2 separate regions of the Mus musculus genome follow, and region 2 is linked to region 1. Evidence: chromatin loops called from intact Hi-C (ENCODE). Cell type or tissue: left cerebral cortex. All regions are shown on one strand. Each heading gives the region's core, and the rest is flanking DNA. Links, peaks and the distances in the headings are about the cores only. Region 1 overlaps Aven (apoptosis, caspase activation inhibitor). Region 2 overlaps Aven (apoptosis, caspase activation inhibitor).

Region 1 (16,643 bases), core at 7,671-12,670:
AAGAACTCACATCATATGTACTCACTGATAAGTGGATATTAGCCCAGATACTTAGAATACCCAAGATATAAGTTACAATTTGTGAAACTCATGAAACTAAAGAAGAACGAAGACCAAAGTATGGACACTTTGCCCCTTCTTAGAATTGGGAACAAAACACCCATGGAAGGAGTTACAGAGACAAAGATTGGAGCTGAGACGAAAGGATGGACCATCTAGAGACTGCCATATCTGGGGATCCATCCCATAATCAGCTTCCAAACGCTGACACCATTGCATACACTAGCAAGATTTTGCTGAAAGGACCCTGATATAGCTGTGAGATTATGTGAGATTATGCCAGGGCTTAGCAAATACAGAAGTGGATGCTCACAGTCAGCTATTGGATGGATCACAAGGCCCCCAATGGAGGAGCTAGAGAAAGTACCCAAGGAGCTAAAGGGATCTGCAACCCTATAGGTGGAACAACAATATGAACTAACCAGTACCCCGAGCTCGTGTCTTTAGCTGCATATATATCAGTAGATGGCCTAGTTGGCCATCAGTGGAAAGAGAGGCCCATTGGTCGTGCAAACTTTACATGCCCCAGTATGGGGAATGCTAGGCCCAAGAGGTGGGAGTGGGTGGGTAGGGGAGCGGGTGGGGGAGGGTATGGGGGACTTTTGGGATAGCATTGGAAATGTAAATGAAGAAAATACCTAATTAAAAAAAAAAGAAAATGGAATTGTGTATATTTACACAATGGAGTACAAAGTTTTCTTAAAACTTTTTTTTATGAACTTCTACCTATGTGCATGCATCAAGTGGGACCACAGAGAGTATGTTAATTTAAAAAAAAGTTCCCCCAAAATTACTACACCTAGAAGACTATCCTTGTTAGAGCGCCTTGATACAAGCTAAGACTTCAACTATGCTCCAGCCAGCTTCTTTGGATTATTATTTCAGAAAGTTCACCGTATTCACTGGAGTAATTGAACTGGACATTATCTTTTTGCTTTGCTGTTCAAAGAGCTCAGAATTTGATGCTGTATTTCTCCAGTGGTAAATAGGAAGGCACGCAGGCTCTCATGACACTGCCAGCATGGCATCGCATGACAACTACCAACGCACTTTCCAATTGATCTGCATTCTTGAATTATTTGACTTCTATTTCATGTTATGTGAAAAATAGAGGATGTCAGGACTGTCCAACCACCGTTCAATAATAGTATAATTAATCAGCACATAGGAGCAGTTACATGCTTTTACAGGCCTCTCATATTCTGTTACCTCAAGCAAGAGGTAGAACAATGAATAATGAGCTTGCCTTGTGATCACGTGTGGAGATATTATTGCTTTGTGTTGAGTACTTATTTATGATCTGAACTAGGAGGCTGTCACAGACAAGTAGAATTTTGAGCTGGGGCAATTGCTATTGTCTAAAGGGAAACTGCATCAGTATTTGTGGAAGGATTTTCTGGTCTGCATTGTCCTTGGAAGCTAGAAGAATGGTGATAAAAAGAGGGATTGCCCATATGTGTACATGTTTGTAAGCTCTTGTCTTTATTTCCTTTGTTGAGTTCTGACTTACAATTCCAGAGATTTTTTTTTATTGTTTCTTTGCGAATTCATGTTGAAAGACCTTATAGAACAAGAATTTTTAGTAATGAAGAGGATTCTTTCTTAATGAATTCTTGTTTTCTAAGAAGGGTGTTAACTAGATCACATGCTCACATGCTACCATGTTAATTACCCTGGGCGTCACTTCAGAATATAGACTTGGGACTCTTACGTTGAGAGCTACTGTCTTTCCCATTTGGAGTATACAGAGAGTTTTTCTCAAGGTTTTTGAGCAGCATTGATGTCTCCAGTTGTACTGGAGTGTAGTCTCACTCCTGAGTCTTTTCTGACTCCGGCTCTACTAATGTCTGTTGCTTAATGGAAGTGTCTTCATTTTCATCTTATCCTCATCTGTGAAATTCGGTGACATGATGTTTATACCCCCATGATGTTTCCAATGCTTAGTGGTCCTTTACACCTTCATAGTGGATGCTGCAAAGTGACAGGTGCCAGGGAAGGAGTTTTCTTTCCCTAAATCAGCTCCTGTCATGGATCTCTCTGGTGTCTCAGTGGTCTGACTTGAAATGAGTGTGCTTGCATCTCTTTTGCATCTAGCTCCCCAGAAAGGGTATAATCATGTGTGATATCGGCCAATCCCCCAGTCACAGTCTGTGATGTCACAAACCAAAGATCATTTTCTCCCAGCAGGGACAAAATGGAGAGGAGGAGACTGCCCGTGATGATTCCATCCTTATTCACATTCAGTTACTTCCCAACGAAAATGAACCACAGGGCCTAGTCCTGCTGAAATCCTACTGAAATACTCATTGACTTAAGCAGAGCATGGCACCCCCTTTATACTATAGTGAAAAACTCAAAAAATTAAAAACTTGAAAGTTATACAAATATACATAAGCAGATACATACTTAAGTAAGGTTTCTTGATATGATAAATGCTAATACATTAACATGAATTTTACATATATTCTAATTAGCATACAAATATAACAATAAAATTTGTTGCTTGTCATTTTAGGTAAAATTACCTTATTTTAAAGACAGGTATAATATCAGCGACACTCAATGGAAAGTCTTACTTTGGCTCATGTACCTATTTTTCTTGTAGTTTAAATAGGTATGCTTATAGTGTTTGGCTGATGTAAATGGTCAGAGTCTATGATATATGATAATGGATGTCACTAGTAAGGATATGGTAGCCAAAACATTTACCCCATATCATATTGAATCATAGAAACAATTTTCAGTCATTGACTATTCTCCAAGATTCAAAATGTCATTAATTGTACTTACTTTGAAACCCCTTACATGGGGCTGCCAGGATGGGTCAGTGTGCTAAAATAAAGCATTTGCCATGTAGCCTGGCAACCCTAGTTCAATCCACATAAAGATAGAAGGAGATGGCTGACTGCACAGAGTTTGCTCAGACCTCCACAAAAACAAACAACAAACAAACAAACAAACAAACAAACTTGCTGGGCATGATGGAACATTCCCAGAGAAAGGCAGATCTTGAAGTTTGAGGCCAGCCTGGTCTACAGACCAAGATCCAGGACAGCCAGGGCTACACAGAGGAACACTCTCTCAAAAAACCAAATAAGTAAATAAATAGTAAAATGAAATAATAAAAAAAGCTTATCCATTGGTACCTATGAGATGCTAAAGATCATGGTGTCTTTAGCTTTTTAGTCCATCAGTGATTGTAGACTGTTCTGAGTTACTGCAGTTCTGGGGAAGCTTCACTGAGACTGACATAGCTTTCTGAATGGATTATTATAGACAGGAGAGAAAGTGATGGTTCACTGGGTTCATATCTGTCTGCCCATCCATTGTCATAGGAGGATAAGCTATGGAAGGAAGCAAAGTCCCCAAGAAGTGGCATGTGAGTCTTCCTCAGAAGAGTGAGTAAAAAAATATCAGGAACATCATCTTACATCCCCTTCCATTCTGATTATCCGAAGCCAACCAAGCACAATGTTGTAAATCTCCTTTTCCTTGAGTTGTTTAAATTGTTTAATTATTATTACTTTTATTGAATTATATTTTATTTATTGCTTGGCATTGTTCTCTTAATATGCATTTAAAAATGTTAATCTGTAAAGCTAGGTAGAAACAGATGAAAAGAACCTTTAAGGATTCAAGTAAGTCTTGTATAATGTGTGTGGAGGGGGTGGGGAAAGGCAAAAAGCCAGCACTTTTTAGTTTGGCTGTTACATAAATAAGACTTTGGAATTTATGGTCCTTTCCCCGCCTGAAACACACTGGTGTAGCTGTGAGTCGAGTCACTCCCTGTGCTGAAATGAGAGCTTTCCTCTGGTACTGGAAAGCGACAAGTGAGACTGCAGAGTGGCCTCAGAGGCCAAGGACGTGTGTCAACTAAGGTTATCTGTGCAGTGTCTTGGAAAGAGTAAAGGAGGAGGGGTGTATCTCATTTTCTGAATTAAAAACCGAAAACAGAAATCTTTCAATGCAATGGAGACAATTTTCCTTCTTCCATCACTTTGTGCTGGGATGGAGTTCACGCCCTGCCCTGCGTAGGCCAATGGTCTGTCTGCTAAGGCGCACTGCACAGTGCTCCTCACATTTGTGTTTAGAATAATCACTTTGGTTAGTTGTTTTTGGATTAGCCAGTTTCTTTAGCTAGGTGTGGCGTGCTTCTGTTGTTTTTCTTATCTCCACCCTTCCAAGCTAATAGAAATATGACTTTGTTTTAGGGCTTTCGGTAAGATTTTTGAATCTAACTTCTCAGTTGAACTTATGACAGTGACTTCATTCTAGTGAAGTTGTAGGGAGGGCATTGAAATGTCATCAGGTGAAGGAGGGCTGGCAGTTCCTGTCTGTGCGTTTTACACTGCGTCTCTTTAGAAGCCTCCCTCTGGAATGAGTGCGAGGGAGTTTCTGCAAGGCACTCACCCTTTCAACTTCTCTCATGGCTTTGCATTCTGAAGTTCAAACCATCAGCCTTGGATGAAAACTTTTGGGGATTGAGTGTGCCAGACTTCATTTTGTTCTGTTCTTAAATGTTCCACTTGCTCTGCTACAGAAACATCTCTGCTATCTTTGGGGTAAATTCACCCCACCCTGGCAGTGTGCACTGGAGGCGTTTCCCTCAGCCTGGATGAGAATGACATCACAGTTTAGGGTTTTTGTTTTGCTAAGAATTAAATCAGTCATTGAGCCTTTTAAAAGCATTGACACAAAGGTTGCTACCCATGCTGGTGAGTTCTTTCTCCCAGTTCTCGGACCCAAGTTCGAGCTTGGTAAAGAGCTCTGTGGGCACCTCCTAGATAGCGTTCTAGACACTTCTTGTGCAGATTGCTTTCAAATTATTAAATAAAATTATAATTCTTAAAAAAAAAGAAGATAAATTCAGTGAAAAATAAACGGGATGTTCCAGCCCTGTTATGGCAGCGCTGTCTCACGTGCCCAAGTAGAAACAGGTGTTTACCTCAGAAGGCTTAAATCTGCATAAAGCTTACGGGAGACCACATGAAATTCAAACCTCCTGGCTCCCTCACTGAAATAGCAGGTATCATTTCAGTTATCACGCTATGAATTAATGTTATAAAAGTGACTCTTACCTGGCAGGAGTTGCTTGAAGCTCAGTGAGGAAGGGTAAGCTCTCATACTGGAAATGCCTCGTCGACTTTTGCCGTGGTGATCTCTTTCACCCGTGTGTCTTAGTTCTTGCAGCGTCTTTGTGGCCCCGGTAATCCCATGTTAGCACAGGTAGCAGCAAGGTGAAGATTCCATTTGGGCAGGATTATGGAAATCAAAGGGTGAATTTTGCCTTTATCAGATAACAGCCATTGATCTGACCACAGTGCTCAGAACTTATTAAAAATTCATTGACTATCTCAGCAGTGAGAAATCGTGATTGCTCTTGCAGATGTTTCAGCCTCTGGAAAAGTTCTGCTCACCTGTAATTCAGAGAATCCAGTGTCCCCAGAGCACGCTTGCTCTAACACCGTGTGTTCCAGAAGCACGGGTGTTCTTTAGCACCTTCTGCTTCCCTTGGCTTTTCCCTTAACAACTTTCCGTCCTTCAGCCTCCTGTCTGCAGAGGTTAAGAATCGCCTTTCTTTCCCGAGTGCTTCTGTTAATACATCGCTCTAGTGCACTGGTTTCTGAGTGGTGAGGGAAAAAATCCAAAAGGAAGAACAGCTTTGCCACATCCCAGACACTGAACATGAATGAAGCGCTGATCGGATCCGTTCAAATCAGACAGCCAAGTGGTGGGATGCTGCTTTCATACATAATGAGCCCATTAATTACTCCTCCCCATGGACAGCAGTGCGCCCTGGCAGGAAGAGAGGAGAGAGCAGAGGGGCGGATGCTGTTCACTAGGTGCTCGCTGAGCAGCTTGCCACTGAGGAGGGAATCAGGAGCTGCTGCAGCTCTGGAGTGTGATCAGGTAGACTAGGCAAGAGTTATTTTGACAGACAGTTAAATGACGTATTTTGGAAGGGGGAAAAAAAAAGAGCTTAGCAAGAGGTAGCTGGGATGAGGCTCCTGAATGCTGTGCGAATGTGCATCTCTCCAGCTTGTCCCTCTGGCTAGAAAGATTTTCCACCTCTGCTATGCAGTATTTGCAGGGTTCTGTCCAGCTGTGTTAGTATCATGTAGTTTTCTCCAGTGAAAGAGAATTTATAAAAGGTCTTGGGTGGAAAGCATATACTGTGAGTTTAAAAAACGATGACAGGGAAAGACTTTCCTTTCCTTAATTAAAGATGCACACATTTTTATACATCTTTTGGCATAAGTATTTTGTTGCTTTGGAATAAAGCATTACAAGTCCTTTGATATAAAATGTAATGAATGGTCTTCAACCAGTGTTTTAAAACTATGTGAAATTCTGATCACCTGTATATAAAGTATAGATCTAAAAATGCCAGTTCCCTAATTTTTGTTCTTTAGCTGTTAACTCTGTCAGGGACCTCTCACCCTCTTCTCAGTGGAGCCTTTTAAGACTATGACTAGGTAGAAGGATATTTTAAAATGTTTTAATTATTAAACACTTGGACAAAGGTGAAGGGAAATACATAGGACCCAATAGACCCATTTCCCTGATTTAATAACTGCCAGTGTTTTTTCTCTTTATTGAAATACTTTAAAGGAAATTTCATTTTTTTTACGTAACTATATGTAGTTTAAAAGCCACACAAACCCTTTTCAGATGAGCATATTACACATTCTCTGTGGCCACTCATTGGCCAGTCTGCTTGAAATTCCTTGTTTCACAGAAGCTCTGTTTTACACAGGGTTTCTCAAGTGAGAATTCAAAGCGAACTTAGTTGTCAAGCATTAGAAACTTAAAACCTGACCATGATAACTATATATGAGAAAGAAGTAATTCTAATATCATAGTTACCTTCCATGCAAATTTGTAGCATGAATATGCAAGAGAACATCTCTCTAGTATTTTCTTGAACCCTTTCCTACTTAACACTATTGCCATAATGCTAAAAAGAATTGTAATATTGGGGCATGGAGAGTTTGCTCAGTAGTTAAGAGTACATATTGCTCTTACAGAGGATCTGAGCACCCATTTTAAGCAGCTTACAACCATCCATAACTCCAGTTGTGGAGGATCCTACACCTTCTGGTCACCATGTGCACCCATACTCATGTACACATAAATATAATTTCAACAACAAACCTTTAAAGAACTGGCTGTTGGATTGGTTCATTGCTTTCTGCAGATTTTCTTGACTCTGTTTAGAATTCAAGATTCTGTCCCTCTGTCTTGAGACATTCCTGGGGGCTGTGTAAATTCAGTCAAATATTGTTGCTGCTGAGTTAACACCACTTGGCTTGTTTTCTTATCAAGCACATAACATACTTGTATAATGAATATTCCAAAGTTTCACCATTGGTATGGGACAGAGTTCTGTGAGATAAGACCTACCTAGCCAGTGAGGCTGTGGTGTTTATGAGGACCTGTGACTAGGGCACCACACACCTCTCTCATGTCTAGTGCTCTTCCCTGTGAATTTTAGTTTTTATACTTGGAAGAGTGAAAGAGCATTTGCTTGTCTACTTAACTTCTCCAGGAACACAAGAACAGGAAGTTTAAGAAAGCTGTGTGCCGCACCTCCTTTGTTGAAGTTTATTCTCATTCAGATTCTCTTCTCTCGTTTCACTTCATCTCTCTAAGTGGCTGCGTAGATGAGAAATGAGAAGGTGAAATATGGGGAATCACTTAAAAGAGTGTGGATGAAAATTGTTTTCCTGTACCGATCTGGGCTTAAAGCCAGTGCTGAGGGCTTCCAGTTATGGAATGCCCCTCTTGCAAGGTTCTCATAAATCATAGATAACACACTGCCAAGGTGTTTGCTCTGTTGTTATGGTGTGAATGCATCATAACTCTGTGTAGCAGTTTTACATGTTCTCAGTCATGCCTTGTTTCTCAAGTCCTGTTAAATAAGTGTTTTATGTGTTATACACTTAAGTATGTTATACACACTTAAAGAAGGCCCAGAAAGTAGTGCTATGACCATTATATAAGGATGAGCCAAAATGCCGTTTTCCTCTTTCTAAGTGGTCTGTAGTTATCCTTATCATTTATAACATAGAGCCAGTGTCAGGAAGGCATTTGTCCTGTTGGGAAGGCGAGGCATTGGCAGAGGGAGCAGTAATACTAGGCTGCATGGTTTAGGTCTAAGTTCCCACTCTAGTTCAAACTATGACCTCCCAATAGCCTGGCTATAAACTGAATTATAAACATTCATTCTTCTAATTTAGAAGACAGTTCCAACCCCAGAGAAGCTGCCTCCTTTTTCCTCTGCTTGGGACCCTCGTCCATGGACTCGATACCACTTACATTTAAGGTGGGTCTTCCTACCCCAGTTAACCTAATTTAGATGATTCCTTATGTACACACTCAGAGATGTGAGTACATGGTGAGTCTAAATCTTTAAGTAATTTCATAGTTACCTTCTATGCATTATCAAAGCATTGACTGTCAAAGCATTTCTGGTATTGATCTCGTTTATAGAAAACTACATTTACTTTTGCTTTCTCCACTGTGTGTGGCTCTCTTCCCAACGTGGAAGATGTTGGGTTCTGGTATAATCAAGACAGTGGCCAAGAGTCCCCATCTGGCTCCTTCTATTCCTTACTGGGAAAGAAGAGTGTTTCTGATGCGCCACACTTCCAGTATCATTTTCAACAGCAGCTCTTCTCCAGCATGACCACCAACCTATCAACAAGGTACGAACTTTCTCTGAGATTGCAGATGACCTGCAGAGATCTTGAGAGTCGACGGTCTTTGAGAAGATGATGTGAATTTAAAGAGAAGAGATGTTTTCTTTTTCTCTGTTATGCCTTGAATTTATAGAAGAATGTTAGTTGTTTTGCTTTGTGGTTTTTGTTTTTGTTTTTGTTTTCCAAGAAGGGTTTCTATGTGTAGCTCTGGCTATATTGGAACTCGTTCTATAGATGGGGCTGGTCTCTGCCTTCTGAGTGCTGGGATTAAAGGAATGCACCACAAGTGTCAAGCATTTTTTTTTTTTTTAAACTTTCTAGAATTGTGTGTACTTTTCCTTCATGGTCTCTCAAATAGTAGTGTGTCTTAAAATGCTACACGTAGATATTTTTCTCTTTTTTAAAAAATAAATGTATGTGTTTATGGCGTGTGCATCTGTGTTGTATATTTGTGTTTGCCTGTATGACACACACTTGTGTATAGGTTTGTTTGAGTGTGCACATGGAGGCCCAGAGTTGCCACCGGGTGTTTTCCTTGATTGTTCCTCGTTATTCACAGAGGCAGGACCTCTCAGTTCAACCCAGAGCTCATCAGTATTGCTGACTTAGGTCCCAAATCACTCTGGGAATGCTGGAATTACGGACAGCGGCTACACCTACTTCACATAATAGAGGTTCTGGAATCCAACTCTGCTCTCCACACTTGCTTGTCAAGAGTTTTAAGTATGGAGCTAGACACTCATCTTTCATTTAAAAATTTAAAATTCAATTAGACATTCATCTTTCATTTATAATTTTAAAAGTTTAAAAATTACAGTAAAGTTGCCCATTAGGAAACAATTGCTTTCCTCCTATGGATATATCTGAATGAACCAAGAGTATTTTTATCTTCAAATGAAGATTTTAGAAACATGTGTGGACTTCTTGAGGTATCTACCCCTCTGTCAGAGCATCTTGATTTCCCTACTTTGGCATTGACCTTTTCCCTAAAGTGAACTGCAGGCAACCACTAGAGGTCTCCAGACCACACTTCAGGAAGTTCTGACTTTACAGGCTAGTAGACAGAATGGCACTGGTTACTAAGGTTGGTCATTAAAGATTTATGAAGTATTCATTATGTTCCAGTACTGATCATAGCTTTAAAAAAAAGTGAGGTCTCTGCCCTTGTAAGGATGACTTCATAGGACCATGTCTGACCCCAAACTGTAGCAGGATGCAAAGTGTTGCATCCCGATTGCCAGGTCCTTGAGATGCGCAGATCTGTCAGAGTCCCTAGAATATTCTCTAGTTCCTCATTCATAGTGAGGTCATTCCTAGCCTCCTGCAATGGGACCCTGCCCCTTTATCAAAAGGAACCATTCTCTGTACCAGGCTGTTTAGATAGGCTTTGGCTTTTGTTTTTCTTGCCAGCTCTATGTATCTAATCTTTAGGGAATCTCGTTTTATTCTCTCTCTCTCTCTCTCTCTCTCTCTTTCTCTCTCTCTCTCTCTCTTTGTAAGTAGACCTCAGAGAAGTTTGCTGCTTTATTCTAGAGAATGTTTTGTTTGTTAGGGTCTTTGTTTCTCACTTGAACCTCTGGTTCATAGAATCTTTGAAGTAGAGTGGCGTCTGAGGGTAACGTGCTTGTCAGAGTGCTCTGTGCACTCTACCTGAAAAGCACTGAGTACACCGATTGGCACGTTAGGGCAAGTGCTTCCTCGACACCAGCCGTTGTCATTATTGCAGTGGAACACAAGATGCTGTCATTTCTGAAAGGCACTGCAGAGAAGAGTTAGTTTCTTCCCCCGTTTCACACAGTAAATGCTGGAGCTCCATCCCATCCTTTCTCACATGGGTAGGCAGCCTGTTCTCTTCAGTGCTTCATTAGGAAGGCAGTCAGTCAGTGCAGTCATCACATTGTTTCGTACCAATTTTATATAGATGGATATTTTCCTTTTTTTTTTTTTTTGAGACAGGGTTTCTCTGTATAGCCCTGGCTGTCCTGGAACTCACTCTGTAGACCAGGCTGGCCTTGAACTCAGAAATCCGCCTGCCTCTGCCTCCCGAGTGTTGGGATTAAAGGCCTTCGCTATCACACCCAGCAGATAATTTCAACTAAGTTATAATTGGTAGTTTCAAAACAATTTTAAGGATGATTTTAGAAGGCAATCATCTAAGAGTTTTATAATAGTTAAGAGTTTATTTAAGTATATTTAAGCCAAGAGTTTTATAATATAATCTCATTTATATAAATGAAATGATATAGAAAGCCTGGCAACTGGTTAGTCTCTTATAACAGGTTCTGTAGACAATCCAAAAAGTTGTTGATTAGTCACTTTCTAGATGATGGATGGATCTATTCTTAAGCATAGAATCACTGTACATATACCAAATGGGCTACTATTTAGCTATTAAAAAGAATGAAATTCTATTATTTGTGGCAATATGGCTGGAAATAGAGATTATTATGTAAAATGAAATAAGCTACACACAGGCAAGTATTATGTGACCTCACTTATGAGGACTCTAAAAGAAGCTGAGAGTAGAGTGGTTACCACAGGCTGGGGACAGCAGTGTGTCAGGAACAGTGGGCACTGACAGTTCTGTAGGAGCAGTAAGGTCTGCTGAGCTATTACATGGTAACATAACTATTGACTAGTGTACTGCACAGTTCAACAGATCATAACAGAGGACTCAGAGAGTTTTCATCATTAAAAACATGCTTGACACTCGAGGCAGAGGCAGGCGGATTTCTCAGTTCGAGGCCAGCCTGGTCTACAGACTGAGTTCCAGGACAGCCAGGGCTATACAAAGAAACCTTGTCTCAAAAAACCTAAATAAATAAATAAATAAATAAATAAATAAGCTTGAAGAACTCAACATGTTTAATATGATTCAGACATTATATAGCACATGTATGTGTAAAACATGTGACACATGGAACTGAATCCTGTAGGTGCGGAGCGCAGAGCTACTACATTGGTGAGCCTTCATGAGTTGGGACACTTCATTTAATAAGTTTTGTGAATTATTTGAAGAGTAAATGAGAGGGACTAACTCCAAGATTAGGTAGTATTACATAAAGCTATTAGGGATACTTGGGTAGAAGCTAGAAATAGACACTTTAAAGTCATCGTAAGTAGAAACAACCATAATTATGAGGGTATGCAGGAAGAAGTGTGTGTGGGGTATACAGCAGGGTTTCAAACTGGGGACTCAGTGACCTAATGTTTTTTAAAGGACCTTTCTAAGTCTTAAGGTAGTTAAGAAATCATCAGACTTCGTGGACCTCTGGCTCTTACAGTCTTTCCTCCCCTGAGCTTTAGGTGCAGGAGTTGTGTTGTAAATGTATCCATTGGGCATCAAATGACTAGTTGATTTCTGCATTTTAACCAGTTTTTTTTTTTTTTCTATAGTGGACTCTGCTGCAAAGAAGAGATTTTTTTGATCCAAGGTGTGAGCTATACTTCCCTGTGATATAAGGACAAGTTATTAGGAGTATGTTGGGTCTAGTGAAGTGGCCACAGTACATTCTCTAAACTCTAGAACCTCAAGGTCCTGGGTAGCTCACCTAGTTAGACAATTAGACAGTTGTTGGTTCCCACTACTATCGAGCCTCTGGGGCATCTTGTTATGTTGGTCATTGTTGTGGTTCATAGATGTCACAGCTGTGTAGGACCATTGATTGGCCCTTTCTTGGCAGATTTGTCTCCAAGAAATGGCAGGAAGTTATATCTGTGATAGTTCAACAACAAGGCTTCCTGAGTAAGCCCTAAAGAGTGACAACCCCAGCAGACATGTTTAATGAGGAAGGGGGTTCTCTTGGGGGCCTCTTCATGGTCTGAGATTTATGCACAAACATCTTTTAGTATTTCTAATGGCAGCCTGCAACAAAATCTCTCTCTGACACAAACATCCGATCTTTCTTCTCAGCCTAAGTAGTACAGTTGCCATAACAACCTGATGAGGGTGGCGCGTTTGCTGCTGTGGTGAGGTTGTGTCCGTCGCAATTTTCAGGGTTTTAAAATTCAGCATGACATTCACAGATGTGACAAAGAATTCCATCTGTCCACTGATTTGATTTTCACTCAGTTAACTGTCCAAAATCACCACCCACCCCCATGTTGAAAAGGGTCCATGAGTTTCATGTCTAGCATTGGGCTTTTGTGTGTGTGTGTGTGTGTGTGTGTGTGTGTGTGTATACATATATATATAGTGAATACATGCTTGTTTTCATTAGTAAATGATATAATTCACAGCAAATATAAAGTAGAAAATATAAAGTAGAAAGAATAAAGGCTGAAGCTGATTTTCAGTGGTTTCTTATTTGGTAAAAGCAATTTACATTTTCTGTTGTTCCCAAACAAAATAATGGGTCTCATTGTGACATTTTCGTACAGATGTTTCATTTAACTTGGCGTCTTATCCATCTCCCTCCTCTAAGGCCACCTGACTCCCTCTGCCCACCTCCTGGTGGCCTCCTACCTCTCCCTTCTGCTTTCTTGTCTGATGTGCTCCACTATTCTCTCTTGTCTTTTTCCCTTCCCCGAAGATATAGTCCTCTAATTCAGGATTCTCTCCCTCTCCCTACCCCGCCCCACACACTGACACATGTGCGCATGCGCACACACAGATACACGCACATGCGCGCGCGCACACACACACACACACACACACACTGTCTTATGTCTACAGTACATCTAAAAGAAAACGTAGTATTTGCCTGTTTTGAGTTTGGATTATTTTGCTTACCAATAATCTCTAGCTCCACTATTTTTCCTGTAAATATATTGAATTCAATTTTCTTTATGGACTGAATAAAATTCTATTCTGTACTTATACCACACCACACTTCGGCCAGTCACGTGCTGGGCTTCATCTCAATTGGTCCATTTCCTGGTTATTGTGAACAGTGCAGCAAAAACCATGATTGAGAGAATATCTGTGTGGAATGCTGGTGTAGAGTCCTTAGGGTGCCAGGAGAGTAAGAGATGAGCTCTACTTTTAGTAATTTCCACACTGACTTCTGTGGTGACTGCGCCTATACCTGTTGCCAGCCCCTGTATACGAGGGTGTTTGGTTATTTTTTATCAACCGGACATACATGAGAGTCACCTGGGAAGAGGGAACCTCAGCTGGGGAATTGCTTCCATTAGATTGGCCTGTGGGCAGGGCTGTGGGGTCATTTTCTTAATGTTTGGTGTGGTAGCATCCAGCCCACTATGGCTTGTGCCACCTATGGGCAGGTGGTCCTAGGTTGTATAAGAAAAGGCTGAGCAAGCCATGGAGAGTAAGTCAGTAGACAGTGGTCCTCCATGGTCTCTGCTTGAGTTCCTGCCCTGACTTCCCTCAGTGATGGATCATGCCAGGGAAGTGTAAGGGAAATAAATCCTTTCCCTCCAAGATAGTTTGGTCAGTGTTTATTTATTTATTTATTTATTTATTTATTTATTTATTTATTTATTTATTTATTATCACAGCAGCAGGAAAAGCAAAGTATAGGATTACCTCTCTCCCATTTGTTGTCATTTGTTTTCTTTTTGTGCATGTGTGTGCAAAGTAAGCTATACGAATCTACTTTCATTTATTTACAGATCCACCCAATTATCCTAGCACCATTTGTTAGCGCCTGTCATATCTTCTTCAGTGTTTGTTATTACCAGCTAGCTGGTACAACCACCTAACTTACCACAAAGATGTCAAAAACTTGTATTTTATTGCTGACAGAAGCCCCCATTTCTGAGCAGGTCTTTCCTTTTAACATGAGGAAATCAAATCAAGGCTCTGGAGACAGGGTGGACGAAGAACAGCTCACCTGGTGGGAATGCCTGATCCTCAGACAACAGAGCAAGCAATGCTGGGACTCAGCAGCGTCTGCTTGCCGTCGCCTTGATCTCAGGATGGCATGCCTTGTCCGGATTTATGCATTTGCAGAGAATATATGATGGGGTCTGAAGACATACACAGTGTGATAGGAATTCCTTTCTGGGGCTGGTGTGATGGCTCAGCAGGTAAGAGCACTGACTGCTCTTCCCAAGGTCCTGAGTTCAAATCCCAGCAACCACATGGTGGCTCACAACCACCTGTAATGAAATCTGACGCCCTCTTCTGGTGCATCTGAAGATAGCTACAGTGAACTTATTTATAATAATAAATAAATCTTACAGAAAGAAATTTCTTTTTTTTTTTTTTTTTTAATGTCCAGACTCCAGGGCAGTTACTGTGTTGAATTCACGTGTTCAGTGTGTGCACAGCAAGGCCACTTGCTGCTTCTAGCTTGCAGTCCTCCTTGCTGGCTTGCAAACCTTCTGTGCTGCTTTTTCCTAGTCCTTGATCTAGTGACCTGTAACTTGTTTAGTGTAACTAAGGAGCAGCACAGAGAGGGGGAGAGGAATGTCTCCCAGGCAGGGGGAGAAAGAGAGGGCTGTAGCTGTGGGTGTGTGAGAGGCTTAAGAGTCAATGGTAGGCCTAAAGATAGACTTGTATTGGGCTTCCTACTAGACTCTGGAACTTCCTTGAAATATGCATGAAAGAAAGCACAGTGTAGATAGCAATGCAGCTCTCATAGCTTTGCATTCTAACCCAGGCAAATGGGAGGCATCAGAGCCAGGAGTCTAGGTGTGCTGGTGGGAAACTTAGAAAGCAGGTGATGTTTCTGCTGGCTTTTACACAGCAGGCAGGACTGTACCACACAGGAAGCTGTGCATGGAGGATGCTGTGCTTTAGACCCGAGATGGAGTGTGAGTGAAGGGTTGGACATGTTAGGCAAGTCCTGACTGCCGCCGCCAGTGCAGCATCAGGTCTGAAGGAATTAGACATACCTTTAATCAATCCCAACACTCGGGAGGCAGAGGCAGGCGGATTTCTGAGTTCGAGGCCAGCCTGGTCTACAAAGTGAGTTCCAGGACAGCCAGGGCTACACAGAGAAACCCTGTCTTAAAAAAAACAAAAACAAAAACAAAAACAAAAAAAACCCAACCAACCAACCAACCAACCAAACCAAGAGAGAGAGAGAGAGAGAGAGAGAGAGAGAGAGAGAGAGAAAGAGAGAATTAATGTGCTATAATCACCTGGAATTGCTATACTTTTGTCTGGCTTTTCCTATATAATACATTGATTCTGAGATTCACCCAGGTCAGTAATTCCCTTTACTTCTGAGTTGTTTTTTTAGCACATGGCCACAGCATAGCCTGTCTGTGTCTACTAGCTCTCTTACTGATAGACATTTGTTTTAGATTCAGGTTTGAGATGTTATAAAATACCCAGAGCCTTGATATGCAAGTCCTCATGTGAAAGAGCTTCACTTCTTTTGAGTAAAATACCCAGGGATAGAATTGCTGGGTCAGAGGGGGCTTTATCCTCAATTTTATAATAACCCCAAGTCGTTTCCCACAGTGGTGGGAGTGTGAAGAGTTTCACTGTGGCTGGATTTTCACTCACTTCTGTGAAGATCCGAAATATTGAGCAGACTGAAGGACTTTTACCAACGAAGAAAGACCAGTGGTGGATGGGGAAGCAAGTCAGCGTTGCCCTGGGGATTACACATTTACCCTCAGTGATACTCCACAGATAGATCTGAGAGCTGAATGTAAATAAAGTTCAGGATGCCTTCACAGAACATCCACTAATGGTTGCTGTGTGCTAATCTCCTATAGAGCTCATAAGTAAAATAAGTCCTTATAATCTAAGAAAATAGAAAGTAGTACTTTTTGTCTAAACTATGCCTGATCTTAGTTTATCTGAAAATCGTTTTCCTAGAAATTCTAAGCATCAGGGAATCAGAGCAAAAAAACCTAAAAATAAAACCTCAGATCATTTCAAATCACTGGGATTGGCCCCAGTGGAGTGGCCAGCTGGGGAAGAAGTTCCATTCAGACTGCATATTATATAAAGCTTAAGTC
Region 2 (16,643 bases), core at 4,297-9,296, 76 kb after region 1:
GTTGGCCTCCATAATAGTGTCTGGGTTTGGTGGTTGTATATGGGGTGGATTCCCAGGTGGGGCAGTCTCTGGATGGCCTATCCTTCAGGCTCTGCTCTGCAATTTGTCTCTGTAACTCTCCATTGGTATTTTGTTCCTCTTTCTAAGAAGGATCAAAGTATCCACACTTTGTTCTTTCTTCTTGAGTTTCATGTGTTTTGCAAATTGTATGTAAATCAACTTTTACAGTTTCCATGTAAGAGCATGTATCATATAGTGTTATAGGAATATACAATATGATATAGAATAGGTAAAATTCACCTATGTCATACAGTCAGGACTGTATTTTATTTGGTGACAAAAGAGACTTCAGTCAGCTTGTTGAATGTGTTGTTTCTTTGTATAGGCGTCACATATGTGAGTGCACTGCCCAAATAATCCTCAGTCTGTATAGTTAAGATAGAGAGCTACATGTGCCCAAATGTATGTTTCAATAAAAACAGGACAGAGTAAAACAACAAATGAGGAAGACCCTGGCATATTTTGTACTAAGTAAAATGGCATGCCGAAGTCCCTGAGATAGCTCTTCAGTACCACAACAACAACAGGCACTGAGGAGTGCTTACTGTGCAACAAGAAGCCCAAGTCCAAATCCAAAGCACCTGTATAAAAGCCAGGGATGATGACATGTGCTGAATGTAACTCCAGCACTGGGGGCAGAGATAGGCAGCTCCCAGGAGCTCACTTGTCCCCCAAAATGATGTGTTTCAGGCTTAGTGAGAAATAGCATCTGAAAACAATAAGGGAGAGAGCCATGGGGGAGGAAGCCTTTCTCTGACCTCTGGGTGCATGTGTATGTACCTGCAACACACACTACTCTCCCATATAGATAAACAAACATACGATAGAAGCAAGTATAAAATATAAAAAAATAAAAATGCCCACAACAAAATAAACCCTACTAAACCGGAAATTTTGAGAAACAAGAGTCTCATTGAAGGTACAAAAGAGCACTAAAAAAAGTAAACATGTGGTTTCTCCTAAATTGTTATCATTATTTTTAGAATGGAATTTAAAATAATCTTGAGATAGGGTCTCTCTATGTAGCCCTGCCTATAGTAGATGTAGCTTGGAGGCCTGCCTCTCTGGCATGCTAGAGTTGAAGGCCTGTACTACCATGCTCAGCTTGTTATTGCTGTTTGGAGGCAAGGTTTTACCCTGTAGCCCAGGCTGCTCTTGAACTTGATTTATCCTGCCTCTGCCTCCTGAGTGTGAGTGCTGACACTGTAGGTGTGTGCTACCCAACAGAGCTGCATTTGCCTCAGACTCACTTTTAATGTGATTTCCTACTCTCTAGCCTCAACCAAGAGTCTGTGTGAGACGGGAAACAATATCTCACAGTCAATAATTAATAGTTGAGTAAGTATTGCCATTTTTAAAATTGAACTGTTAGGACTTAGGTATATAATTTGTTTGAACTTATTATCTCTAGCTAAATGTCAAATTTTATATCTTATGGTAATTGTGTGGTTTAAAAAAATACAGCACCAAATTACAGTTTCCTTGACTTACATGGCTGTGCAGTCAGACTTTTGTGTGAAGAGACATTTAGTTGTTTTTCTGAAACTCTACTTTTCTACACTTAAATAGATTGTAACCTCCAATAGATAGCTGAGAGCATTTCAATTTTAATGTGGCTTTGTGGGAGAGTTGACCTTCTAAATTCCATATGGTTTCAAGGACTTGCTTCCAATAGAATTGTAACTATATAGTCCTAGTAAAGAGTGCAGAGGGAAGGCGGAGGGCCCTGGCTTATAAATGCAGAAGTAGATGTTGAGACAAGAATGCGCGCACAGTTGTGACCTTGGCATTCTCGAGTTTCAGTAGAACTGTTAATTATTTAGACTCTCTGTTCTCTGTCTTTATGCACATAGGACTTTGTCCTTGTATGTTAAAAAAAAAAAAAACAAAGCAAAACAAACAAGCTGTAATTTGAGGATCTTTCATTTTTAATGTAAAAGAATATGTTATCCACTTTTGGAACATATTTTTGTAGAAAAGAAATACCTGGGAGAACAGTTTCTCTGTAATTAAGAAACATTTCCAACTTTTCTGAGAGTCAGTTAACAGCTAAAAAGGCTTGCACTGAAGCAAGCAAGCACTTGTAAATCAATGCCATTTCAAGTAGGAACTGTCCCAGCAGCCGAATGAAACAAACGGATTAACACAGTTCATTCAGTTTCTTTGGGACCCTTCACCCAGGCTGTTCCTGGTTCTATTGCCACACAGTAGCCGAATCAATAGAGAGAATTGAGTTTGAACATTGGTAATTGTTGGTGCTGTGGTCTGTCCCTGTTGTATTTCATGGACCTCTTTGGTGCAGGAAGGAAATCATGGAGCTGTTTTTCAGCAGTTACCACTCAGTAGTTCCCAAGTCACTTGCTGAATTAAGCAGACTTAGATGTGGAGCCCTTGTTCCCTGGCCCAGCTCACCCTTCTAGTCCATGGGACAAAGAGGTCATACACTCATCATACTGGACCCTGTGACGGTTGACTTGTTTGTTAATTTGTCAGGATCTAGAAACACCTAAGAAACTTCTGGACATACCTGCCTGGGAATTCCTAGATTGGCTTGGAAAGACCTAAGTGTAGACAGCACCAAATGGAGTCCTCCACTGAGTGAGGAGAAGACAAGCTGAGCACTCCCATTTGTCTTTTTTTGCTTCCTGCTTTGAGGATGCAGTGTGACCAGCTGCCTCAGGCTCCTCCTTCCATGACTTCCCCACCATGATACACTCAAACCGTGAGCCAACATATATCTTCCTTAAGTAAGTTGCTTTTTCAGTTGCTAATCCCAAACCAAGGAGAAAAGTAACTAATACAGAGTCCCTGGTTATCAGTCCTGCTGTTCTGCCTGCCTCTGCCCTCCTTGGACGGTCCCCCACTTCTGCTCTCCCTGGCCATCCCTGACTGCTCTTCAGACAGTCTTCCCCTGACTCTCTAGAGCTCTGTGCCATTGCACTTCATTCACCATTTGTTCTGTCCATTCTATCTTTGCCTTGTTTAGTTAGTTGTTTGTATAGTGGGTTCAAATGTGTTCTTCCAAAAAGGCATTTTCATGTTCTAGCCCCTATTCTTTGTGACGTTCTCTGGGAATAACAGTCTTTGCAAATGATGTGAGGATAGGGTCATATAGAATTAGGGTGTTGTTCTAACTAGTCTTATGGCAACTTCACACAAGCTAGAGTTATCTGAAAGGAGAGAAACTCAATTGAGAAAATGTCTTCATAAGAGCTGGTTGTTGGGCATTTTCTTATTTAGTGATTGATGGGGGGAAGGACAACCCATTGTGGGTGGTGCCACCTCTGGGCTGGTGGTCCTAGGCTCTATAAAAAAGCAGGCCGAGCAAGCCATAATGAGCAAGCCAGTAAATAGCATCCCTTCATGGTCTCTGTATCAGCTCCTTCCTCCAGGTTTGTGCCATGTTTGAGTTCCTGTCCTGATTTCCTTTGATGATGAACAGTGGTGAAGAACTGTAACCAAATAGACCCTTTCTTCCCCAAGTTGCTTTGGTCATGATGTTTTATCACAGCAGTAGAAACCGTAACTAAGACAGGTGGACTCTGGTCCAGTGACTGGTGTTCTCAAAGAAGAGGGAGGTTTGACCCCAGACACAGTGGTGAAGGACACAGGCAAATGACTGGACTGTTGCAGCCCGACTGATGGGATGTTATGGATGCTGGTAATACTGACTACTAAGAAGCTGGAAGGAAGGAGTCCCAGCTCCTTCAGAGGCTCATGACCCTATAACACCGCAAGAGCAGTTCTAACCTCTAGAACTATGAACATAAAGTCCCGTTGTTTCAAGACACTTTGGTATGTTTTTAAGGTGAACCTAAGGAAACAATACAGTGTATTTACCTGATCTTGACTCTTCTACAGACTTAATGCTAGTTCATTAAGAGTTTGGGCTGTTACAAATAAGGCTGCTATGAACATAGTGGATGATCATGTGTCCTTATTCCATGTTGGACATCTTCTGGGTAAATGCCCAGGAGTGGTATAGCTGGGTCCTCCGGTAGTACTATGTCCAATTTTCTGAGGAACTGCCAGGCTGAGTTCCACAGTGGTTGTACCAGCTTGCAATCCTACCAACAATGGAGGAGTGTTCCTCTTTCTCCACATCCTTGCCAGTATCTGCTGTCATCTGAGTTTTTGATCTTAGCCATTTTGACTGCTGTGAGGTAGAGTCTCAGGGTTGTTTTGAATTACATTTTCCTGATGACTAAGGATGTTGAACATTTCTTTAGGTACTTCTCGGCCATTTAAGTTTTCCCAGTTGAGAATTCCCTGTTTAGCTCTGTTCCCCAATTTTTAATAGGGTTATTTGTTTCTCGAGTCTAAGTTCTTGAGTTCTTTGTATATGTTGGATATTAGCCCTCTGTCAGATGTAGGGTTGGTAAAGATCTTTCCCAATCTGTTGGTTGCTGTTTTGTCTTATTGACAATGTCCTTTGCCTTACAGAAGCTTTGCAATTTTATGAGGTCCTTCCCATTTGTCAATTCTTGATCTTAGAGCATAAGCCATTGGTGTTCTGTTCAGGAAATTTCCCATGTGTTTGAAGCTTTTCCCCACTTTCTCTTCTATTAGATTCAGTGTATCTGCTTTTCTGTGGAAGTCCTTGATCCATTTGAACTTGAGCTTTGTTTAGGGAGATAAGAATGGATCAGTTTGCATTCTTCTACATGTTGACTGCCACCTAGTGAGAATCACTTGCAAATGCTTTGAGGCCAATGTCAGAATGACATTGACCATATGTCCTCAAATTCACAGAGATTGCCTGCCTCTGCCTCCCGAGTACTGGGATTAAAGGCACATGCCACCACTACCTGGCTAGGTACTACCTTTTAATCGTATAGTTTACACATAACAATTAGCGTCTAAGAAAATTCAGCTTAGGAAAATTTTTTGTGGAAACTTGCAACACATTATAAGCAATTGAATAAACTCAAAACAGCATTATATTCTTTTAACTTTTAAATCCAACTTATTTTTATTTTTAAAAAGTATTGGGTAAATAGATTTCATCATGGATTGTCATAGGTATATGTCAGACATTGTTCATGTTCATCTGTTCCCTGTCTCTTCTCCCTAAGTCCTGTGGGGCCTCTCCAGTCAAGATAGTTTCATATTTGCTGTTTTCCTGTCTCATATCAACATAGTCACATAAACACAAACGCACGCACACACATACCATACGTGTGGAATCCAGGCTCTGCACAAAGTGTGCACAGTGTGAACAGTTTTCCCCGCTAAACTAGCCTATTGCTCCCTCCTCTTATTTTAGTTTGCTTGCTTTCTTCCTTTTCCCCTCTACCCCTTCTCCCTTCCCTTCTTCTCCCCCCCCCCCAAATCTCTGTAATAAGAAGGCTCTCTATAATTACATAGCATACTTTATGGGGGGCTGGGGGAGACAGTTGGTGAGTTGCCTGCTGTGATAGCACAAGGCCCTGGTTTTGGGCCCCCAGCATTCACATAGAAAGTGGCACCATAGGCAGTCCCTGTGGTCCAGTGCTGGAAAGGCAGGCCAGGGTTCCCCAGACTTGCAGCTCCTAGGTTCTGTGAGACTCTGCCTCTGAGTCTAAAGAGTGACAGAGGAAGATCTTCAAACTTCCACCTCTGGTCTCCACACAAATGCTCATACATATATGCATGTATGTCTTTACAGCTATATGTGTACACACGTGAACACATGTATACACATAAGTAAACACATGTACACATGGCAAAAATATAGTTAGTAAATACTAAGAAGACATAATTTCTCATTAAAATTATGAGCACAAATAGAAAAGATACTGAGTGTATGAAACAGTCAAGTTTATTTAAGCATGTTTTCTGAAAGAGGGTGTGGTGGTACCCTTCTGAAACTTTGCTAAAGTTTCTGCAGAGGCAGAAAGATTGTCACAAGTTCAAGTCCAGCCTGATGTATGTAGTGAGCTCCGGGCCAGCAGAGCTGCATAGTGAGATCTGCCTCCCAAGCAGCAGCAGCAACAGCAGCAGCAGCAGCAGCAGCAGCAGCAGCAGCAGCAGCAGCAGCAGCAGCAGCAAGAACAAGTTTCAGTAAGCACTCAGAGTATAAAGCCCGAGAGACCAGCTGCTTGGTGCCGCATTCTGCATCGCCAGCTTCTGGTCTCTTACATGATGGGCAAAGTACACATGTATGTAAAAGCATGTAAATAGACTGTAAAATACAATAACATACAAAAATACATCCAGGATATATTTTATTCTTGGGCACAGTGACTCCAGTTTGGGAGAATATATGTCAAAAATACAGTGCTAGTTTTAGCTTGAGGCTGGTTTGTGAATCTTGAACATCATTTATAAGGAAGAATCTGTAGCGTCCTTGTGTCCCATGGACAAGGATCTGCAGCTTTCTCTGCTTGGCTTGTAGGAAGCCTGACCATCTGGCCATGTGCTGTTTGCTCATTAAGCCTTCGCTAGGCTTCAGTGTCGGTTGCCAGTAGTGCTGCCGCCATGTTCAAGGCGCCACAGCTGCTCCCCAGCCTCCATTCTTGGAGCTGCTTGAGGCCTGCTGAAGAGCCCTTGGCACCTGTGTGCTTTCCTTCCCATTCCTTTCCTGAGGAGCCTTGAGAAGGATCTCGCATTTGGGTACCCTCCCAGTTAATGTTGGTTCGTGGCACATTGGATTGAGGCAGAGCTCATGAGGTGAGCCCTCTAGCAAGGTGGGCACACAGGCAGCTGGCTGTGGCCATTCCCACAGCCCCGCCCCATCTCTATTCAGGGTGTGTTGCTCCTCACAGTGGTGACCCCAGCTCTCGATCAGGAAATATGAGATACAAAAAGAACAAACAAGAACTTTAAGAAAGAATTTAAATGGGATCATTATGCACTGCAAACAGCACTTCAAAAAGCAGACAGGCCTGAGGGACATTCTGCCTTCTAATGTAAGCAAGGCTGCTGTTTGTATAAATCTCTTCCTATATATTAAAATTTTTCTAGGAGGAATTTCTTAAACTTGTTTATTATGAACAAATAGAATATATTTAAAGCCACTTCTTTTTGGTATCTTAGGACTCGTTATAACTCCCTTTAACAACTGGTCCATTGCTTGCTATCTTACAGATCGGTGGTACTGACTTCAGTAGTCATCACTAAATATGACTTAGGATATCTTTAGTTTCTAATTATTTTTGAGAGCCATTTAAGAGCAACTTCAACTGAAGACCTCTGCCATCTTTTACTCCATCCTACTTGTTCTCATCTGAAGTCCTCAGTCTCAGAAAGTTCTGACTGCAAACAGAATTCTGTATTTTAGACTTTTGTTACATATTCAGCAAAACTCATGAAAATGTAGTTTTTTCTTCTTATTTCTCCATTGTCTACCCCTTTACATCACATAGACCACTTAGAGTAATTTTTTTTTGGTTTAGTCTTAGAATTGTACATTCATTCACTGGCTCATGTATTCTTCCTCACATGGATTTATGGAGTAAGCACAGCTTCTAACTGTCTGCAGTGTGCAAGGTACTGCAGGGTCCCAGAAATAGATGGTAGACTGCAGTGTGTATTAATGTGCAGAAATTTTGACTGCATGGGAAACAGGAGCTGGGACACTCACAAAGGCAGAGTTGCATAGACTACTGTAAGTCTGGCAAAGACTGCCTAGAAACTCCAAATGGAACTCTGTAATAAGATATGAAAACCTAGATATTGTTAGTGATATGTGAATGTCACCAGAGGAGAAGCACTCCAGCACACCATGCAGGGACGGACTTGCCTTAGCACTGTGTGGCAAATTGGTAGCTGTGGAAACTATAGTTTGTGCTCTTATGTGCTCTGATTTTTGTCAGGAAGCCTAATCAAAAGTCTTTGAAAATTCAAATGACCTTGGATAATGTTTGCTCATTAAAATCACAGCTTAGTAAAATAGTGTTTTCCAAAAGCAAACAACACACAGAGATGAGAAAGTAAGTTCATGTTGACTTTCCCTGCCTGTAGGAGCTCACTCACACTCATTGAGTTGGATAGAGGAAGAGGTAGAGAAACAGATAATAAGACTTACATTGATATGTGAGATAGATGTATCCAAGGAACAGTGTGAAATTATTAGTCTAATAAAATTCCCATATCAACAGAGGGAGGATGTCTTAGGGTTTTACTGCTGTGAACAGATACCATGACCAAGGCAAGTCTTATCAAAAAACATTTAATTGGGGCTGGCTTATAGGTTCAGAGGTTCAGTCCATTATCATCAAGGTGGGAGCATGGCAGCATCCACGCAGGCATGGCGCAGGCAGAACTGAGAGTTCTACGTCTTCATCCAAAGGCTACTAGTGGAAGACTGAGTTCCAGGCACCTAGGGTGAGAATATTAAGCCCACACCCACAGTGACACACCTACTCCAACCAGGTCACACCTCTAAATGGTGCCACTCCCTGGTCCAAGAATACACAAACCATCACAGAGGATAGTAAAACATAAACACTCAGTGGGTATTGACAGAAATGATCTTGGATTTGGAAAGAATAATTTTATTATCCTGACTAAGATTAAAGGTACCACAGAAGCCAAGTATGGTGACACATATCTGTGATCCCAGCATTGAAGAGGCTGAGGCAGGAGGATTGTGAGTTTAATGCTAGCTCAAACTCCTAGGTCAAATTACCTGACCAAGTAATTAAAAATACACAAATTCACCATTGTTTGAATAATGTGGCTTTAAATTTTAAAACTTTTTACTTTATATACCATTTAAAGTCTTCCTCTGCTGTAGTGAAATGATACCCATTTTACGGTTTTTGTTATTTGAATAGATTTTGATATTCTAATGTAGAGCACTGGAAAATGGGGCCAGAGATACGGTTTGTTGGCTATTCATGCTACTCAAGAGAACTTGTGGACTCCCTTTGTAAACTTTATATATTTTGTAAACTTTATTAAGCCCTCAAGGCAGGAAAATGGCCATGCTCCATTTCCCAGATCTCCCTAACTGTCTTAATGGCTTTTCAGCCTCTGAAACAGTCACAAAGGTCATCTCCAGCCCTCAATAGGACCCTCCCCAGATCATGCTAACTTTAGGTGAAAAGTCTGAACAAAAGCCATCAATCCATGAACTTCCCACTGAAATCCACTGTCCCTGAGCAGGAAACCCATAATCCCTGAGCCCCCCAAACCTCAGGATTTGAAATCCCACCAATCATCTCCATGGAAATCTCTGCCCTAGAAAGCTTCGCCACTCCTCCCTCCCCCAAGAAACCCTATTGTAAAGGCTGTGTTTGCTCAGCTCCCTGCTGTCTGCTCCCTCCCAGGAGCAGAGGCGGCCACTCCTGGATTAGTCCCTTTACATCTTGGACCCGCCAATAAATCTCTTTTATGAGATTTGCTGCCTGGTGTGACTGTCATCAGAAGCAGCTAAGAAGCAATGAAGAGAAGGAGGGAAGAAGTGACAGAGTGGAGCAGGGCTGAGGCTCCTCAGCTCAGCTGGGAGACCCTCCCTGGGAGCTGCAACACCTCTCCTGAGAAGCCTTCCTGGCAGAGCTGTGTGATTCCCGAGCTCCTGTGTGTCAGGATGCCCTTGCACTGGGGAACCTTCTTCCCTCCACACTGTGTGGTTCTTGGGCTTCCTAGTCCCAGGACACCTTCCCATCCTCCACTGCAACATGGTCCTTCTTTCTGTCTTCTGTAGTTGATTGTGATTCATGACCTCACTTCAGGCGGGCATTAGACAATTCAGATTTTTTCTTTGGAGCAACACCCTGTCATGTCTAACTGTATGTAATTTTGTTGAATGGATAAATAAGGTTACTTTACTATAATCTTTTGTGTGTGTATGTGTGTATGTGTAAGCATTGACATTTTTTGTTATGTTTGGGCAGTGTCTTAGTTAAGGTTTTACAGCTGTGAACAGACACCATGACCAAGGCAAGTCTTATAAAAAACAACATTTAATTGGGGCTGGCTTACAGGTTCAGAGGTTCAGTCCATTATCATCAAGGTGGGAGCATGGCAGTATCCAGGCAGGCATGGCGCAGGAGGAGCTGAGAGTTCTATGTCTTCATCCAAAGGCTGCTAGTGAAAGACTGACTTCAAGGCAACTAGGGTGAGGATCCTTTCCACCTGAAGTTCTTTGGCTTCTTCTATTCAGGTTTCTCAAATTATTTACTCTCTCTTAGAGTGCTGTGCCAGGGTTTGATGTTGGCTTTCTTGTAAAATTGATTGATCTAAAAAAGAAAATTCTCGTGTTGTCAGAAGTGATACAGAAGTATTTCACCAATAATGTGAAGGAGATAACTGCATTCTAAGTTCCAGAATGTCAGCAGCAGCAGCATCCTTAAGTCTAGAGCTCTACAAGGCTCTGGCTCTCTGCGGTCCCCTCCACATACTCCATGCAGATGAGACCTGGTTTCTAGGGATGCTGGAAAGATAGGTGCATCCTATATGTAACATTCAATGTGGACATTTGATGCTCAGGGGCTTTGGGGGCCCCACGGCTGGTGAGAAAGCTCATTGCAACTCATGGTTGGGCAGGACAAGAGATTTTGATTACCCTTCTTGCTTAAATAGCTTGACCTAACCTTTAATGGCTTGTATTCTCTCCTCCACTGTAACAGTGTTAAGTGCTGGTCTGTTTTAGGTTAAACTCTGAAAGACATCCATATCTTAAATGGTGAATCTGAAAATTCGAAAAATTGAGAGTGATAAGAATTTTTATGCCTTATAGGCTGAGCTTGGCTCTTTTTCTGGATTGACATATCTGAGTTTGTGGGCTTAAGAATTACTCTGGTATTTTCAAATATTGCAGTGTTTCACAGATGAGGAACTTTAAGAGTGAAGAACTAGGGCCTTCCGTCTCCATGGCAACCATTGTGGAGATCATTGGCCTCCTGTTCCCTGTGGGACCTTTGTCAACCTATAGTGTTCATGTGTGATTCATTAGACTCTGGACCCTGGTTTGAGCGTAAGGGATGGCGCTTCTAGTGAAGTGCTTGTCTAGAGCTAGTGAAACATGGGATACAAGTCAAGTCAGTAGGTGGGTATGTGTTGTTGTAAGTGGTATCTAATAACTCTATTAGTGCTTAATTTGACCCAGCCAGCCCCCCAGTAATTGGGACTGAGTCCTATTGATTTGCTGCACTCGTTACTTGCTGTTCGAGTCTCAACCAAGCTACTTTTGTTCCATTAGCCTATCCTAAGGATGCACTTCTGGCCACATGGTCAGGGTCCATCTATCAGGGTAGCCTCTGCCTCTCTTGAGTTTTTCTCCCGCTCCCTCTCCAACCCCCAGCCCCCAGCCAATTGTCCCACCATTGACACTTGTGAGCCTGTGCCTGTGGTCACACCAGCACTGCAAACATGTTTGTCATATTGACTAGGCACCAACCTCCATCTGAGGTGGGCAGAAGAACAAGATACTGTCAGGCCAGGATAGAGCGCTGGTGGCAGGACTGTTCTTCCATACTTAAGCTTTCATCCTCTCAAATAGAGAGAGAGTGGGGAAAGGCTTTTCTTGTCTGCACCTGGAGATTTATTGATGGTGATCAGTTTTACCCAGGGAATCTCAGAAATCAAAGCATTGTACACTGCTTGAAACACTCTTTGATTTATTTATTCAGTGTATTCATTTTTGTGTGTGGTGTATGTGTGAGTGGTGTGTGTGTGTGTGTGTGTGTGTGTGTGTGTGTGTGTGTGAGAGAGAGAGAGAGAGAGAGAGAGAGAGAGAGAGAGAGAGAGAGAATGTGCACAGTCTATAGGAAGATGTTCTGTGTGCTGTTTCATCACTCCGTGCCCTAATTCCTTGAGACCAGGTTGCTACCAGGACCTGGACTTGAGCAACCTGTCTTGCCTGCCTGCCAGCCCCAATGATTTGCCTGTCTCTATGCATTCAGTGCTGGGGCTGAAGCATGCATAGCTAGACATGGTTTTTTAGGTGGTTTCAGGTGTATCTGAATTCCTGTCCTTGTGCACATACCAAGCTCTTTTATCTACTGAGCCATCTCCTTGGCCTCTTTCTCAATATTTTTGGAAGCATCCTTAAAGTTGTTTCCCCCATACCTATAATAATCTAATACTTGATTCTTTGCACAATTACTTGATTTTGAGAAAACCCTTTTTATTTTGGATATGGAAGATAACTGAAGTTGGCAATAGAGCAAGGACTTTCAAAATATAATGAAAATTTCTGTCTCACATCTCAGCTTTTTTTTTTTTTTTTTTTTTTTTTTTTTTTTTTTTTTTTTTTTTTTTTTGGTTTTTCGAGACAGGGTTTCTCTGTATAGCCCTGGCTGTCCTGGAGCTCACTTTGTAGACCAGGCTGGCCTCGAACTCAGAAATCCGCCTGCCTCTGCCTCCCGAGTGCTGGGATTAAAGGCGTGCGCCACCACGCCCGGTTACATCTCAGCTTTTATTGTATGTACATAAACTCTGTCGCCAGAGCAGCTCCAAGTGGGCTCAACCCCCGCCCCCCAGCCTCCCTCTGTAGTGTGGGTACAGCACCACTGCCACCTAAGCTTTTGATATAAGGGAATGTAGAAACTCTCACTTTGTACCAATCCATCACTGCCCTTCCTGCTGCTTTAGCAGATTCTGCAGATCTCGCTCTTAGAAAGCATGTTAGGCTTTAGTAGGCCTGCCACGCAGGTGTTCTTATCTGCAGAGTGGCACTTGGGCGTTGTTCTGCAGCCTACAGAACAGCCTCAGTCTTCCATTTTGCTTTAGGATGTTGGATGAGTGTCCAGGAAGGCTTCGCTGTAGTCCCTTGTAAGTCATGAAGCATGTCATTGGTGCACTCCCTTTGTGCTGGAGTAAAGTTGAGCCTACTGTGGACCTGCTGCACACTGTTACTTAGAGAAGAGCCCTCATGTCTGATGTATAAGAAAGGAACACATTGGTGAGAACACCATTCTTTCTATGTATGTCACAGTATGATTTAAAAGGAAAATTTTAATTAAGGTTTTTAGAAGATTTGTATTCTGTGGCTCTCAGTTTAGAAATACTAATATTCTTTCATCTTTAGTGTGAGAGTGACAGGGTTAGCTGTTGATAGATCCTAGAGCTCCTCTTTTAGCAAGTGTGTTATTTGCAATTAACCTCTATGTGCTTTATCAATGAGGACTATTTAAATTTAATTCTTGTTAATTATGTGTGTGAGAGAGTGAGTGAGTGTGTTTGTGGGCAGGAGGGGTGCAGAGAAGGAGAGGGGGGAGAGGGAACATGTGTATGTTCCAGCACATATAAGAAACGAACTCAGGACAGGCCTGCACAGCAAAGTGCTTTTCTCAGCACTGGGCAAGGCTGCTGGCCCTGTGAGGTCTTAAATTATATCATTGTAATGTTTACTGAAAGCAGTATGTTTTAGATATCCCATTTTTCCATAAAATTTTCATTTCTTTATGCATACTTGATTTTTCTGTGGGGCAGAACAGACCTCCTGAGTGTCATTGTTTTTACTGTTAACGATTTCTGCCTATGAAGTTTGACATAGATTGTAAAACATCACCAGCCTGTCAATCTCTGGATCTCTCTCTACGGTGGCTTGTGTTTTTCATTCTCTTTAATAAACTGTGGATTACATAGATAAACTGTAAGTAGCTCTGGGCTGCTGCCCCGCTCAGACTCCCTGTACAGGTTTTCTTTCTGTTCTTGGCTGCAGCCATAGGCTTGAGCTCGCTCACAGCGGCATCCAACATGAGGCTTGCTCCTGCAGTCCTTCTGTCCTGCTTCTAGTATTAAAGACCTGGGGCCCTACCTGAAAACTTTGACTTTGCAACTATGGTCTCTCCATGGCTCTAAACTAGTTCATGTCGTCCCGTCCTGTGTGGACGATTTGGAGACACTCCTCCAGCTTCACGCCACCCCGGATGCTGCTTGCAATCTCCATGGTCCCTTAAGGAACTGGCTCAGACCATAGAGCAGTCCCGGACGGCAGCTTAACCCCTTGTGCACTTCTCTGGGGAAGGTTCAGTTGAGTGCTCTGTTTTTTTCAGGTGGAATTTGTCTGTGGGGGAGGGCATTTCTTCTAGTTTTTGGCAAAAAGATTGATTTATAACAAGTTAGTCAATCATTATTAAACTCTTGTTGGTATTTAAAAATTGTGAAATCTTAAAAATAATTACAGCATGCCTGATGATTGAGCCTTATCCTAGTTATAATTATAATCTATGAGGTTTTATGAACACACACACACTCACACATGCACGGGCACGTGTGGATGTTCAAGAATGACATAAATGGGGCTGTGGAGATGGCGTAGTCAGCAAAGCGCTTTAAGCATGAGAACCTGAGTTTGATCCCCAGAAACCACTTAAAAAGAAAATACTGAGTGTAGCGATACACACATGCAATCTTAGTGCTCGGATCGGTGGATCCCTCAGCCTCACTGGCCAGCCAGCCTGTGCTGCTCTGAGAGTTCCAGGTAAGTGAGAAAGCTAGTCTAATGAAAAGGTGGGCAGCCTGAGGAATGGCACCTCTGGCTTCCACTTATGTATACACATGTGCACCCACAAACACTCATTACTCCCCCCCAATAATGACAACCCCAACATTCAATAAGGCAGTAAGCTGCTGGCTAATTTTTAAAATCCTCCAAGACTGATTTTTAATTATTATATATGTTAGAGGCCACCTTTCTTCATCTATTCTCTTGTCCTACATTTCTCTTGGGTTGCTATATTCTGAGAGCTTGCAGGAGCTGTTTATATAGTACTAACAACAGCCTTTTGTCTGTGCTGAAATACTTCTTGTTACTGTGCCATCTATGAGTTTGGTTTTTATTGTCACAGAAGACTTAAAATAATTTTATATGTTAATTTTTATGGAATTTAATTTATACCCCTTTAGCTTCTGAATAATAAAAAGTTCAGCCTTATATGTTGTTCTGCCTTTCTCAAATGTCTACATCTTTGATCCATACAAAATATGTTTTGAGTATCAGAATTGAGATGTAGGGATATAGCCTTAATTTACTATAGGTTAGCCTGCTGACTTAACCCTAATAAAGACTGATTTTCTACAGATAATCATGTTCTTCTGATGTCTGAATATCCACACACCTGGATCTCTTTGGTGCTCTCCTATTTTAAGAGTAACTCTATTTTATCCATTTTAATATTTCATTCATTTAAATCAAAAAGTCAAAGTCTTCACTCTTTGAAAAGGAATACGTAGGACAGATGTGGTGGCACATGCCTTTAATTCCAGCACATGGCAGACAGGCAGGTGGATCTGAGTTTGAAGCCATCTTTGTCTGTCTATACAGTAGTTTCTCGTCCTCCTCCTCTTCCTCCTCCTTTCCTTTGACTGGATTTCATGGTGGACTGCTGGCCTGCCTGGCCTGGGATTTGCTATGTAGACCAGGTTGGTCTGGAATTGGAGTCCTACTTTCCTCTGTGCCCCCAGTGCTGGGATTAAAGGTATATACCACCTTTATAAGGTATATACCACCGTTATAAGATTGGTTGATGTGCATACTTCTTTAAGAAAAAATAATGAGGCTTATGGATATAGCTCTGTGGTAAAGTACTTGCCTGGTACGCACAAACCTTTGGGTTCCAGCCCCTTCACTGTCAAAAGAACAAAAAATTGGTTCTTCCTACTCCTCTCTGTTTTGCTTTCTCTGCCCCCTAACTTTGTAAAACAATTGCATTCTTGTTCTTTGTTCTTTATTTAGTAATGAAGGTATTTTAAGACTTCCACTTTTTCTCTGAGAATTCTGCTCTAATCTTCTGGGTAGATTTGTTTTAGCTTATAACTCTTTCCTGAATTATAACCCCTCAGTTTCATTTCTTCTGATAAAAAGTAGTGAGGGTAAAATGATGATGTGCAGGCATTTACATGGTAAGCATAGAGACTCACAGTAGAAGCATGCATAGATGGACAGTCGAAGTCCATTTTCAGAATTTTGAAGTACCAAATTGGCTTGCTAACAACGGAAAGTATTGATCTTCCCTGCCTTTGGTCCTTCTCTTGCATTTGACTTTACAATATGTTAATGTGCATTTTAGGCTGTTGGATGTAGAGGGTCCTACTTTTTACCATTGTCTATATTTTCCTTTTTGACTTCCTTTCCCCCAAATTCCTTAAATGAAAGAAAAGAATAAATTCTGTGGTTATATCACCTGGTAGGTAGCACACAGGGAAGAAGCGAGTCTGCTGAGTTTAAAATTCAGGTAGGAGATAAAAAGGGAGAGGCCCGGGGATTTTCAGGGTGAAAAGATGAGAGAGCATTGAAGTACATAGACAAAAATACAAAACAGCCTGCCTGGGGAGATAGAAAGTAAATGAAGTGGAGCCAAAGTTTAGATCCCTGTGAAAGCTAGGGAGAGAATTCTTCATGTGTAAATGCATTGTAAATGCAAATTCTCCAGTGTGTGTCCATGCACAAAGCAAGCCTCGTGGCCGAGCATAGAGCTTGCTGCCCGTGATCATTCTCCATGCTTGCTTATGTTGCTATCATACATTGTTCACTTACCTCAAGATCTCAGAGAAGTGCACTCTGGTTTACACAGTGGTCTAAGGCACAGTGTTTTGAGTTGGCTTTGTGTTTGTAGTCAGACTAGGTAGGTGAAGGTTGGAGTGGTAATGGGGGTTTATAATGTATAAAGGAGATCATCTGTTGCACTGCAGGCCAATCCAGAGATGCT

The links. A loop is a pair of places that touch in the nucleus more often than their neighbours do. Peaks named below come from ENCODE experiments on the same cell type or tissue, not always from the same donor. Only the 100,000 strongest peaks of a DNase experiment are listed, where the experiment ranks them.
Region 2: it touches region 1 in a loop (2.3-fold over the local background); 2 of 42 quality-filtered maps call a loop at or near these places.

The regions. Positions count from the first base shown.
Region 1 is chr2:112,529,179-112,545,821 of GRCm38, forward strand. The region is part of intron 2 of Aven (apoptosis, caspase activation inhibitor); the gene reads left to right. It also overlaps a transcript of Chrm5 not described here. Among named protein-coding and RNA genes, the nearest start is that of Gm22676, 37 kb to the left of the region's middle. In left cerebral cortex, for the core only: a CTCF peak has its summit at 9,778 (motif pointing right); a DNase peak (open chromatin) is centred at 9,795.
Region 2 is chr2:112,608,079-112,624,721 of GRCm38, forward strand. All of the region lies in intron 2 of Aven (apoptosis, caspase activation inhibitor), which reads left to right. Among named protein-coding and RNA genes, the nearest start is that of Gm22676, 120 kb to the left of the region's middle. In left cerebral cortex, for the core only: a CTCF peak has its summit at 4,757 (motif pointing left); a DNase peak (open chromatin) is centred at 6,488.